Linked DNA regions of Homo sapiens: regions 1, 2 and 3 are each linked to region 4. Evidence: chromatin contacts called from ENCODE Hi-C or POLR2A ChIA-PET data. All regions are on one chromosome and are shown on one strand. The core of a region is the stretch at or near the end of the contact, and the rest is flanking DNA. Distances in the headings are between cores, read along the strand shown. Region 1 holds the start of NCBP3 (nuclear cap binding subunit 3). Region 2 holds the start of MED11 (mediator complex subunit 11). Region 3 overlaps PELP1 (proline, glutamate and leucine rich protein 1). Region 4 holds the start of ANKFY1 (ankyrin repeat and FYVE domain containing 1).

Evidence for each region. Hi-C counts contacts between places; a loop is a spot of excess contacts on that map. ChIA-PET counts read pairs that join two places held with the same protein, here RNA polymerase II (POLR2A). Pooled maps may share reads with other maps.
Region 1: a map of CD8-positive, alpha-beta T cell shows a loop between it and region 4 (10-fold over the local background). The contact joins the promoter of NCBP3 here to the promoter of ANKFY1 in region 4. A Hi-C loop is called at or near these places in 1 of 168 maps with a recorded cell type or tissue (CD8-positive, alpha-beta T cell) and 9 of 50 pooled maps. POLR2A ChIA-PET finds 5 or more read pairs at or near these places in 2 of 52 experiments (CD4-positive, alpha-beta T cell and activated CD8-positive, alpha-beta memory T cell).
Region 2: a loop to region 4 is called in a pooled map, with 7 times the contacts of the local background. The contact joins the promoter of MED11 here to the promoter of ANKFY1 in region 4. A Hi-C loop is called at or near these places in 6 of 50 pooled maps.
Region 3: POLR2A ChIA-PET joins it to region 4 with 12 read pairs in HEK293. The contact joins the enhancer-like site here to the promoter of ANKFY1 in region 4. POLR2A ChIA-PET finds 5 or more read pairs at or near these places in 2 of 52 experiments (HEK293 and activated CD4-positive, alpha-beta T cell).

Annotation. Positions count from the first base shown.
Region 1 is chr17:3,844,902-3,847,852 of GRCh38, forward strand. NCBP3 (nuclear cap binding subunit 3) reads right to left here and starts at 1,345. Exons shown (of 13, transcript NM_001114118.3): 1 at 1,140-1,345. The coding sequence starts at 1,322. RefSeq lists silencers at 1,044-1,333, 1,514-1,633.
Region 2 is chr17:4,730,178-4,733,172 of GRCh38, forward strand. MED11 (mediator complex subunit 11) reads left to right here and starts at 1,251. Exons shown (of 3, transcript NM_001001683.4): 1 at 1,251-1,397; 2 at 1,599-1,729; 3 at 2,873-2,995. The coding sequence starts at 1,313. RefSeq lists enhancers at 1,048-1,187, 1,087-1,906, 1,198-1,247.
Region 3 is chr17:4,678,286-4,681,089 of GRCh38, forward strand. The region is part of intron 5 of PELP1 (proline, glutamate and leucine rich protein 1); the gene reads right to left. Among named protein-coding and RNA genes, the nearest start is that of PELP1, 24 kb to the right of the region's middle. Within about 2 kb of position 1,551, at least 5 of the 41 ENCODE cell types and tissues checked have a DNase peak (open chromatin) inside an H3K27ac peak, as active enhancers do.
Region 4 is chr17:4,262,671-4,265,777 of GRCh38, forward strand. ANKFY1 (ankyrin repeat and FYVE domain containing 1) reads right to left here and starts at 1,309. Exons shown (of 25, transcript NM_001330063.2): 1 at 1,262-1,309. The coding sequence starts at 1,271. RefSeq lists a silencer at 606-755 and an enhancer at 1,406-1,495.

The DNA of each region.
Region 1 (2,951 bases), core at 95-2,594, 420 kb before region 4:
CCAGCCTGGGCAACAAGAGCGAACTCCGTCTCAAAACAAAACAAAACAAAAACCATGTTGAACTGAATGACTAAAGGGATGATAACACCTGCTTCACAACTGCAGTAATATTTATTTATTTTGGTTTTGTTTTTGAGATGGGGAGAGGGGAAAGGGGGGACCTCAAAGGGGTCTTGCTATATTGCTGAGGCTGGTCTGGAACTTAGACTCCTGAATAGCTGGCACTAAAGGCGTGCACGGCCAGTATATTTAAGTGACACAATATAGTGAATGGTAAATGCTACTATATTAGCTGTTGTTAATCATAATTATAACGTTTGCCATCTCTAGCGATCATACTTTAACCTTTCTCCATAACTTCAGTCTAAATATGTTGACATGTGGTCAAAAGTAATTCATGTTAGGTGAGAAATTAAGAGGAGTCATCCAGGCCTGAAACCAGCTCTGAGAACTGGATATACAGCCACCAAGTCACAAGCAAAACACCTCTCACCATCCCCAGCGCGGTAAAGGAGGGACCAAGGATGTCTATTGGTCGTCTGCTAGTTTGCTTTCATTAAGAGTCAGATGCTGGGGCCACGGTGTAGGTGTCACTGGAGCTGCGGGGGGGGCAAGATGACCCCGAAGTCACGACAGAAACAGTGAGTTTCTGCTGCTGACAAGTGCAGCCCTCTCAAGACAAAGAGCGAGTGCCATGTTTCCCAGATACAAATTCCTCCGGGGCAAGACCCACAAGGAGACCTGGTTGCTGGCGCCACCCAACAGCTCCTTCTGGGCTGCCCCTGGTTCTGTTCCCGCCCAGGGCTCCCCCTTTATCTCATCCTTCCAGCCCCTCCTCACTCACCTCCTTGCACAGCGCGGCTCAGAGGGGGCAGCGGAGGGGGGTCCTCAACTCCCTCCCAGCTCTCCGCCACCACCCCCCAGCCCCCTCAACACCCATTTCCGGCGCCCCGGCGTCCTTTCTCCCGCTCCGCGTCCCTCCTCCAGCCCGGCGTTCCCGTTCCCAGGACGCTGGCTCCCTCCTCTCCCGCTCCCTTGACTTCCCCGGCTGGGGCTCCGGCCACCGCCCCTTCCGGCCCCCTCCGGCGCTAGACACTAGCCCCGCGACCTCTTCCTTACCCCCCGACCCCCGCCCGTACCGGGATCAGTTCCTTGAGCGAGCGCCGCACAGGCACGATTTCCAGCTCGCCCTCCTCCACCTCCATGGGCTCCGGCTCGCCACGGTCAACACCGGACTCCGCCTCAGGGGACGGGAGCCCCAGGGCCGGCCCCGCCGGGGCCTCCGCCTTCACCGACACCCGCAGGCCCCGTACGGCCGCCATCGCTGCCTGCCGGCCGCACCACTGAGAGCCCGCCCCTCACGGCCGCCGGCTAGAGCGCCGCTGCCACTGGCCACAGAGGAGCCGCCGCAGCTACCTAGAGCGTCGCCGGCTTCGGCCCAGAAGGCCGCCCTTAGCGCCGCCGCCCCCTGGTGGCGGGAGAAAACCGGGCCGGCTGCGCGGGCGGGACCTGGGGAGGAGAAGGCGGGACTGAGCGGGGACGGGGGCGGGGCCTGCGGGAACTACGGAGCTTGGAGGAGACCGGGGTAGTCAAGGGTTACAATGTAGCTACGCCTTGAGGCTAAAGCTGTACTAAAAGCCAACTTTCCTGAGTGATCACTATGGGCCAGACACTTCCAAGCGCTCGAACCCTTAGAACAACTCTATGAAGTAGATCCTATTTTGACCCCCATTTCATATATGAGGAAACTGAGGCATAGAAATTGACCCAAGGTGACGCCATTTAAGGGATAAAAGCTGGATCTAAGTCTTCCAGAGTTTACAATGAGCCTTGATATATCACCTCTGGACAATCTGTAGGTTTATAAAGTTACTTGCCTTGCCAGTCTTTGTCTCTTAAAAGTCTCCCCAAAATTGGCCCATGTTACATACACAAAAATTGAGACTCCAAGAGGGAGAGACCTGCCCAAAGGCCAGAACTTGGACGCCGATTTCCTGACTCCTGAGGGTGCCATCCACTGTAGACCTGTGAGCATAGTTTCCGGCGGATATTTCTAACGAGAGCCTGGTGGGGGAGAGGGGTTGTCTACGCGTCCCGAGGGTGTCACTGATCAGCTGCTGTTCTGAGTCCTGATTTTCTTTTTCTTTCTTTCTTTCTTTCTTTATTCCTTTCTTCCTTCCTTTCTTTCTTCTTTTCTTTCTTTCTCTTTTCCTTCCTTCCTCCCTCTCCTCTTTCTTTCTTTCTTTCTTTTTTTTTTTTTTTTTTGTAGAGACAGGGTTTCACCATGTTGACTAAGCTGGTCTCGAATTCCTAACCTCAAGCGATCCACCCGCCTCGGCCTCCCAAAGTCTTGGGATTACAGGCATGAGCCACCGCGCCCGGCCTGAGTCCTGATTTTGCATCTTCCTCCCTGGGTAACCTTGGACAGGTTTTTGGGTCTGTTTTCCCATCTGAGGAGGGCATAGGTGAGACCCTACAGTCTCTGAGGCCCTGAGGCCCTACCAGCTCTGACCATGGAGGAGCAAATAATGATAAACCAAGGAAGAGCATGGTCAGCATCAGACACACCTGGGTTTCGAGCTGGCTGGCCGGGCCCCATCCACCATGTGTGACCTTAGGCAAGCTGCTTAGCACTTTGGAGTCTCAGTTCCTTCATCAGTAAAATGGACCATTACCTACCTACAAAGGAGGTTGTGAGGGTTAAATGTGATAATTTATATGTAGATACAGGGTCCAACAGAAGGGGTGCAGTACATCACAGTTTTTCTTAAATTTGGGCTAAACCACAGGATAAACACAAGACAGAGCTCTTTAGAGGACTAGTTTTATTTGATGAATGGGACACAAAGTACTTTTAAAAATTGGGTTGAGGCCGGGCACGGTGGCTCATGCCTGTAATCCCAACACTTTGGGAGGCCAAGGCGGGCAGATCATGAGGTCAGGAGATCGAG
Region 2 (2,995 bases), core at 1-2,500, 470 kb after region 4:
TACAGGCATGCGCCACCATGCCCAGCTAATTCTGTATTTTTAGTAGAGACGGGGTTTCTCCATGTTGGTCAGGCTGGTCTCGAACTCCTGACCTCAGGTGATCCACCCGCCTCGGCCTCCCAAAGTGCTGGGATTACAGGTGTGAGCCACCAAACCCAGCCTTTATTTTTTAAATATAGGAGATGGGGTCTCACTATATTGCCCAGGCTGGTCTCGAAGTCCTTAGTTCAAGTGATCCTCCCACCTCAGCCTCCCAAAGAGCTGAAATTACAGGAGTGAGCCACCATGCCCAGCCCCCAAATTTTTTTATAAAGACAGTATCTCACTATGTTCCCCAGGCTAGACCATTCAGTTTAACTGAGTCTAACCTTCATGTGCTAACCTTGGGCAAACTAGTTTCATTCTTGATAATCTACTATAAACTGTTACAAACGATCTTTCCAAAAAAGGTAATTCTGGTCATAACACACTTCTTAAAAACCCTTTAAAGGCTCAAATGTCTTCAGACTCAAGTCCAAAGTACATAGCTTGCAAGCCTTTTCCTGATTCCGCTCCTCTCTCCAGCCTCACCATTGTCATACCTAACCCCCACCACGCTCCGTTCACTCCAGGCAGGCAGAATCCCTTGCTGGACTCCACATGCGCTGTTCCCGTCACAGCACCATGCTGTTGCCTATGCCGTCTCCCTTTTCCACTACAAGCTTTCATCCACGTAGTTCACCTTTAAGATTCAGCTCACGCCTGTAATCCCAGCACTTTGGGAGGCCGAAGAGGGTGGATCGCTTGAGGTCGAGTTCGAGACCAACCTGGCCAACATGGTGAAACCCCGTCTCTACTAAAAATACAAAAATCAGCCGGGCGTGGTGGCGGGCGCCTATAATCCCAGGCACCCGGGAAGCTGAAGCAGGAGAATCGCTTGAACCTGGGAGGTGGAGGTTGCAGGGAGGGAGATCTTGCGACTGCACTCCAACCTGGACGACAGAGTAAGACTGTCTCATAAATAAATAAACTTGTGTAGAATAAACTAGAGGCCACAGACAGTGTCAAGAAGATGGACAGGTCTGAATGGCCTCGGGCTAGGGGATATTCCACTGTCGCCTCTGACTACGGGTGGTCCTGTGGCTGAGGCGCAGCGGGCCCTGGGAGTTGTAGTTCATCAAGCGGACCGAGGAGGCGAGGCTGCGCTGAGCATCCTGGGAATCGTAGTGCTCGCTACACGGTGCCCTCTGCGCAGGCGCACACCGAGAGCCACTTCCGGAACAAGCGTCGCGTTTCTGAGGAGAAACTCTTGGTGAGAATTCCCAGAGTGATAATGGCTACCTACAGCCTGGCGAACGAGAGACTACGCGCTCTGGAAGACATTGAACGGGAAATCGGCGCCATCCTTCAGAATGCAGGTTCGGGATGCGACAACCTGGACAGCGGGGAGCGAAAGCGTGACCGGGCTGCACTGGCAGCCTGACCTGGGACTTGGAGCAGGGTTGGGGAGGGAATCCTACGTGCGTGCGCAGCGAAAGGGCGGGACTGAGAGGGGCTGGCCTAGGGAGAGGCTACACTGGCAGTCTCCGTGTGTCCCCGCCCTCTCTCCGCCCTGGCAGGTACTGTGATCCTAGAATTGTCCAAGGAAAAAACTAACGAGCGGCTCCTAGACCGGCAGGCGGCGGCCTTCACCGCTTCAGTGCAACACGTGGAGGCGGAGCTGTCAGCTCAGATCCGCTACCTCACCCAGGTCGGTGTGTCTGGGGGGTTCTGCGAGCGAACCCCAGCTCTGGGTCAAAGCCTCAGGCTTGGGTGATCCAGGGTGGAGCATTAACTGGGCAGGACCAGACCTCCCCAGCCGGCCATCCAGAGCGGGTTTCTTCCTCTAAAAGGAAAGAATGGGCCGGGCGCAGTGGCTTGACAGAGTTCGAGACCAGCCTGGCCAACACGGTGAAACCTCGTCTCTACTAAAAATATAAAAATTAGGCCAGGCTCGGTGGCTCACTCCTGTAATCCCAGCACTTTGGGAGGCTGAGGCGGGTGGATCATCTGAGGTCAGGAGTTCGAGACCAGCCTGGCCAACATGGTGAAACTCCGTCTCTACTAAAAATACAAAAATTAGCTGGGCTGGTAGCGGGCACCTGTAATCCCAGCTACTTGGAAGGGTGAGGCAGGAGAATCGCTTGAACCCAGGAGGTGGAGGTTGCAGTGAGCCAAGATTGCAGCACTGCACTCCAGCCTGGGTGACAAAGCAAGACTGTCTCAAAAAAAAAAAAAGCCGGGCTTGGTGGTGAGTACCGGTAACCCCAGCTACTTGGAAGGCTGAGGCAGGAGAATCGCTTGAACCCAGGAGGCGGAGGTTGTTGTACTTAGCCGAGATCATGCCATTGCACTCCAGCCTGGGTAACAGAGCAAAAACTCTGTCTCAAAAAATAATAAATAATAAAATGAAAGAATTAAAGGTGGCCCTGCATACCTCACTGGGTAACATCACATGTGCCTAGCAGAAGATGTGTAAATAATGCTAGAACTACAGAACTTTGTCACTGGAAACTTGGCCTGACCTCCAGGCCACGAGGTCCCAAATCCTTATATCCTGAGAAGAGGGACAGGATTGAGAAGGTTCTGAAATCGTCGCAGGGACCACTACCATTACTAATTTTTACGGTGTGCCAGATACTCTGCATTACTTTATCTAATCCTCAACAACTCTAGGAAGTAGTTATTGTCACCCCCATTTTACAGACAAGATTAACATAAGTTAAATGATTTATTTACCCAGCTACCAGATGGCCTAACAAATTCAAACTCAGGGAAGAAATGAGACGAGACCTGATGCCTGGTTGGAGTTAGGGTAAAGGAGATGGTGCTCCATTGATAGTCTGTCTTGTAGGTGGCCACAGGGCAGCCCCATGAGGGCTCCAGCTACTCTTCGAGGAAGGACTGTCAGATGGCTCTGAAGCGAGTGGACTATGCCCGCCTCAAGCTCAGTGATGTGGCTCGAACCTGTGAGCAG
Region 3 (2,804 bases), core at 301-2,800, 420 kb after region 4:
CAACATACAGAGAAGGGGAAAGAGCAGGCTCACGCTTTCCCCGAGACATCCTAGTGGTGCACACCTGTAGTCCTAGCTACTTGGGAGACTGACGTGGGAGGATCACTTGAGCCCAGGAGTTCAAGGTTACAGTGAGCTACAATCTTAACACTGCACTCCTGGGTCACAGAGCGAGACCCTATCTCCAAAAACGGCTCAAAAAGCTGGACTGAAGCCAACAGAAGTCTGCTTATGTGACTGCAATAAAGCAGTGTACGGTGAAGCGACACGGCTCTAACCACAGGTTACCCTGGCTGACCCACAAAGCAAACCAAAGCAATGACTCGCTTGGAACAGTTCACTCAAAACGCGCACACACACAGCATGTCCTGGGGCTCTCTCAAGAGTAGGTCAGTCTTCCCACCCATTCCGAGGAACTGCTCATCAATGTGGCAAGGACGAGGAAGTGAGTTCAAGTCTCTGCAGGAATTGACCTCATGGACTCAGAATGCTTGATTCACATTACTTGGGAGTAGTAATCCTGAGCTTGGAGTCTACAATTACCCTGAGAGTATCCGGGGAATGTAACAGAAAACACAGACACTTCAAAACGGCAGTTATCAGTTTTCCTAAGTACTAGTCTGCGAGATTTTCCAAGTGCAAATTGCCCCTGGAGCCTCTGCATGACAGATTCTTATCTGAAGTGCTGGCAACCGACAAAGCCAAAACCCTCAACACCCTCAACAGAGGGAAGTTCTCCAGATGACCTTTTTTTTTTTTGAGACAGGGTCTCACTCTGTTACCCAGGCTAGAGTGCAGTGCCACGATCTCAGCTCACTGCACCCTCTGCCTCCCAGCTTCAGGGGATCTCCTGCCTCAATGTTCTAAGTAGCTGGAACCACAGGCACACACCACCACACCCAGCTAATTTTTTTGTATTTTTGGTAGAGGTAGGGTTTCACCATGTTGGCCAGGCTGATCTCAAACTCCTGGCAGATGGCACTTGATTCTTAGGGAAATAAAGGTAAGACACTCCCTGGAAGGACACAGGAACATTTGTTAGTTTGGAAAGGGTACTCAAAATGCAGGCCTTAAGTTCAACTGTCTGACAAAAGGTTGAGAATTACAGATAAATTCTCCTGACTACTCACACTGAAAATAAAAAAGCAACAGCAGAAGAACACTTAGCATTCTAGTCTCCTTAACTCTTACTATTCACACTTCTATCCTGTTAAGTAACACTCAATTTCCCCTCCACTTTCATGGGGGATGCAGGTAGATAAAGATAATACCTAACAGAGCTGAATCAAAATACACTTTTGCAGTAAAACCAAACCTTTGTTCAGGGACAAACTGCTGGCCTGTGTCATTTGAGAGGTTAACTTACAGAACATTTGACAAGATAACCAGTTTTTACTAAACTTAGTAAAACCTCAGTAAATAACCTCTGCTAATCTTTAATAAAATCGATGAGTCACTCCAAATACCTTCTTGACAAAATGTCCTGCCCTGCCTACCCAAAGATTCTATTAGCTGTGATTAGAGGCATTCACATGAAAAGAAGGAACCAGCAAGGACACAACCCCTCGCTCACTCAGAACTAGCATCTGCTCAGGCACTTTTCAGATACTGCGAGTAACCAGTTACTAACGACACTGCAGGCATCACTCCCTGATCACAGCGCTCAGGCCGATGGAACTCTGACTCACAGTCCTTCCCAGGCCAGCGAGCTACACAGCCACTAACAATTGACTAGAGCTGCTACCTGCCCTGGTTTTACAATTACCAGATAATATAACCTTTGGTTACGTCACTTAAGTCCCTCTCAGCTGGTTTTCTCCTCTGTAAAATGCAGTGATACAAATTCCACAGAATAATTACAATGATAAAATGACACAACACATCTTAGACACTCAGGAGAGTGAATGGCACAGTGGGCACCCACTAAAGACCAGTTCCCTTTCCCTCCAAGAACTTACTTTCTTGCTTTGGTCACAGAACCACATTAATCTCATTTTCTTTCTTTTTTTGGAGACAGAGTCTCACTCTGTCACCCAGGCTGGAGTACAGTGGTGCGATCTCGGCTCATGGCAACCTCCGCCTCCTGGGTCCAAGCAATTCTCCTGCCTCGGCCTCCCAAGTAACTGGGACTACAGGCACACACCGCCACGCCTGGCTAATTTTTTGTATTTTAGTAGAGGCGAGGTTTCACTGTGTTGCCCAGGCTGGTCTCAAACTCCTGAGCTCATGCAATCTGCCCGCCTTGGCCTCTCAAAGTGCTGGGATTACAGGCATGAGCCACCACGCCCAGCCTCATAATCTCACTTTCAAGACAACCTGAATAGCAAACTCCCCCTTAACTAACAATACTAATGGCAAATACAGTTAACTCCACCAGTTAAACAAAAAATTACTAATTTGCCACAAATTCCAGCTCTCTAGAGATTTGTGTTTCCATCTGAGTAAGCAGGTGTCCGATCGTTTGTCAAACCAATGGTGAATATAACAAAATAAGAGAACATTTAATCTACAGGGGAATACCTACTTGTTCTTAGGTATAGTTGGCATCCAATTATACTGCAAACAACAAATGTGCCAATTACGAATGGCCCTTTAACTGTGACTGCTTAGGCAGAATTTGTAAACCATTCATGTTTGTTATTGTATCTCCCTAAAAACAACACTGTAATTCTTCTCCTGACCTCCTCCATCATCTGACCCACATACACCCTGACCTGCCTGTCTGACCTACTAAGGCTCTTTTGTAGTCACCTTGTATGTGTCATGACAACTGGGAGGAAGGGGTCAGGAAGCGACAGAGGGAG
Region 4 (3,107 bases), core at 59-2,558:
CAGGAGACTGAAGCTACAGTGAGCCGTGACCGCGCCACTGTACTCCAGCCGGTGGGACAGAGCGAGACCCTATCTCAAAACACACACACACACCCCCCAAAACCAACTGGGTGTCAGTCACAGCTATCTCTGTAACTTTGCCTAAATTCCTTTATCAATAAAGGCAAATACACACGCCAGGCCTCCTTCACGAGGTTATCTGAAGTCTAATGCAAATGAGAAAAGCCGACCAACTGTCAGGTGCTGCCCAAATCTAAGATCCATCAAGTGATGGGTTCAGTCAAAGCTCAAAACCAACAGGAAAGGTCGTGGCCAAGCACACTGCAGTCACTCAATAAACAAAGGTCAAATAAGGAATACTGTTCTCCAATAATGGGGTGAAGAGGAGAACCAGGCTGCCCAGATCCAACAATGTCCCTGCACGATTCCTGACAGGTAACTCCCCGTCTCTGGGCCTTCTTTCCCCCTACGTGTACAATAAGGCTTTGACAATGAAGGCTTCTAATTACTGCTACATTAAGACAGGCAGACTCTGAGAGACCAGAGTGCCTTAAGCTGCAATGTCATGAAAAGTGCACGAGACCAGAGGGTAGGCACTGGACGGGGAGGCAAAGGCACAGAGGTCTGGTTTGAGCAGCCCTCTTGTGAGCAGTGTGACCTTGGCCAACTCCCTTCCCGCAAACCCCTTCCTCCCGTCTTCATCTGTACGCCTGGCCTGAAGGCTGGGGTTGCAGCAGAGCCGGAGCCGCCAGTGCGCCCGCCTGAAGCGTGGGCCAGCTCGCTGCTGCCTCGCCCCCACCCCACCCCACCTCACCCCAACCCAGCCCGAGGAGACCCACGCTCTTCCGCAAGCGAGGGATGGACCCCTTCCGGATGCAGAACGTGCCAGGACAGCAGTTTCGATTTCCTAAGGAGAAGGCTTACTTCCCCCGGCGTCCCGGCACCGCCGGCAATCAAGAGCCTCCCGTGCTGCCCTCGGGGCCCCGCGGCTGCACGCAGCACCGGCGCGGGACCTGCCAGCCCGGCTCCGCAGCCGGCCGCAGTCCCGCGGGGTCGGCATCGCGGGAGGGACGTTGTCATAGGAACCGCGCTCCGGACCCCGGCCCGAGAAGCTCCGGAGAGGCTAGACAGGAAGGCTCGCGAGACCCGCGGAGCCCCCATGCAACCACGCCCGGCCTTCCCCTCCCACGGCAGCTTCGCACGGCCAGCAGCGCCCCCACAGCTCCGTGTCTTCCCGCGCGGCTCCACAAAAAAACCCTACCTTCCGCCATGTCTGGCCCGGCACTGCCTGCAACCTCGCGAGAAGTGCGCGGCTCAACCGGGGCGGTGCGGAACGGAATCACCAAGTCTCGCGAGAATCGCGGGAGGCGCGGCAAAAGGCGGAGCCGAGGGTAGGAAAGTGGGTGAATGAAAGCGGAGGGGGTTGCTGGACTCTGGGGGAAGCGGAGAGCCGGGTTTCTTTTTACCGGGTATTTTTGAGGCTCGAGATTTATTAAGCACTGACTGAGCCCTGTCATATTCCACGTCCTTGGCAGGGCACCGAAAAGGATGACACAACGAATGCAGACTACTCTGGAGAAGCTTGGCAATGAGAGGGTCGAGAGAGGGGGTTTGTTGGTCCTTAGGTTTGTAAAGAAAGGAGAGGCTGGGAGAAAGGAGTCAGTGGAGAGGTCCCTGGGGAGGTAGGATGCTCTGCATGCGATGCAGAACTCAGGAAAACGGATTAAATTTAGACTAGAGGCAGGTCACCTGTTATTCCACTAAAACGGTAGGAAACAAGAACATGCGTGCAGATATATAGGGGGGAAGAAAATCAGGGAGATCGTTTGATGACATCGATTTTATGGGTGAAGTTATGAGACAAGGAAGGAGACCAAGAAGAGCAAAGAAACTTTGGAAGAGGACGCTGAAGTTGGAAGGCCTGGTTTCATGTGCCTCATGTATGTGTTGATGGATCACTTTTTTCTAGAACTCAGCCACCAGGCTGCAGTAGCAGATATTTTGAATTATAGCATTTATCCAGGGCTTGGGATTGCATTGCCCAAAATAAATTGAGGGTGCTATGAGACGACAGCCCAGGCCATCAAACGTGGGATACAGACTGGCTAGGGACTGATGGAGGAGCCACGAAACTGCAGGTCTCTGATAATTGAAGGCCAGTGCAGTGCAGGCAATGTTGTGAGAGCTTGGTGGTTAAAGTGGCAAACAGGTTCATAGTGAAGTAGCACTAGGAGATGAGAAAAGTCCAGGACAGGCCGGGCGTGGTGGCTCACGCCTGTAATCCCAGCACTTTGGGAGGCCGAGGAGGGTGAATCACCTGAAGTCTAGAGCTCAAGACCAGCCTGGCCAACATGGTGAAACCCCGTCTCTACTAAAAATACAGAAATTAGCCGGGCGTGGTGGTGCATGCCTGTAATCCCAGCTACTCGGGAGGCTGGGGCAGTAGAATCGCTTGAACCCGGGAGGCAGAGGTTGCAGTGAGCCAAGATTGTGCCACTGCACTCCAGCCTGGGCAACAGAGTGAGACTCTGTCTCAAAAAAAAAAAAAAAAAGTCCAGGACAGAGCCACGGAATAGAGTGGCTGAAGTGGAAGTGAGAAGGCAGGAAAATTAGATGTTGGGATTTAGAGGTAGGAAAGGAAAGGAGCATCAGGAGCTAAAATCTTTGGTGAATGTGGGGAGGACTATACGATTAGTTAAGACAATTGCAAAATGGAGGGCTAAACAGTAACATAGCTGAATAGCATGAGACCTTTCTTGTTTTTTGTTTTTTTTTTTTTTCAGAGATGGAGTCTCTGTTGGCCAGGTTGGTCTTGAACTCCTAGTCTCAAGCAGTCCTCCCACCCCAACCTCGCAAAGTACTGAAATTACAAGCATGAGCCACCATGCCCGGCCCAGCATGAGACCTTTCAAAAAAGACTTTTACTCAAGGGAGAATCAAAAGAATGCATCAATAGTTCAGGATTGCAGGGAAAGTGGTGGCCTTGGAGGACAGCCAGGAGTAAGAGACAAAAGGTTGGAAGGAAGGATCTGAATTAGCTATACCTGGTGGTGCAGGCTTTTAGTTGTCGCTACTTGGGAGGCTGAGGCTGAGGCTGGAGAATTGCT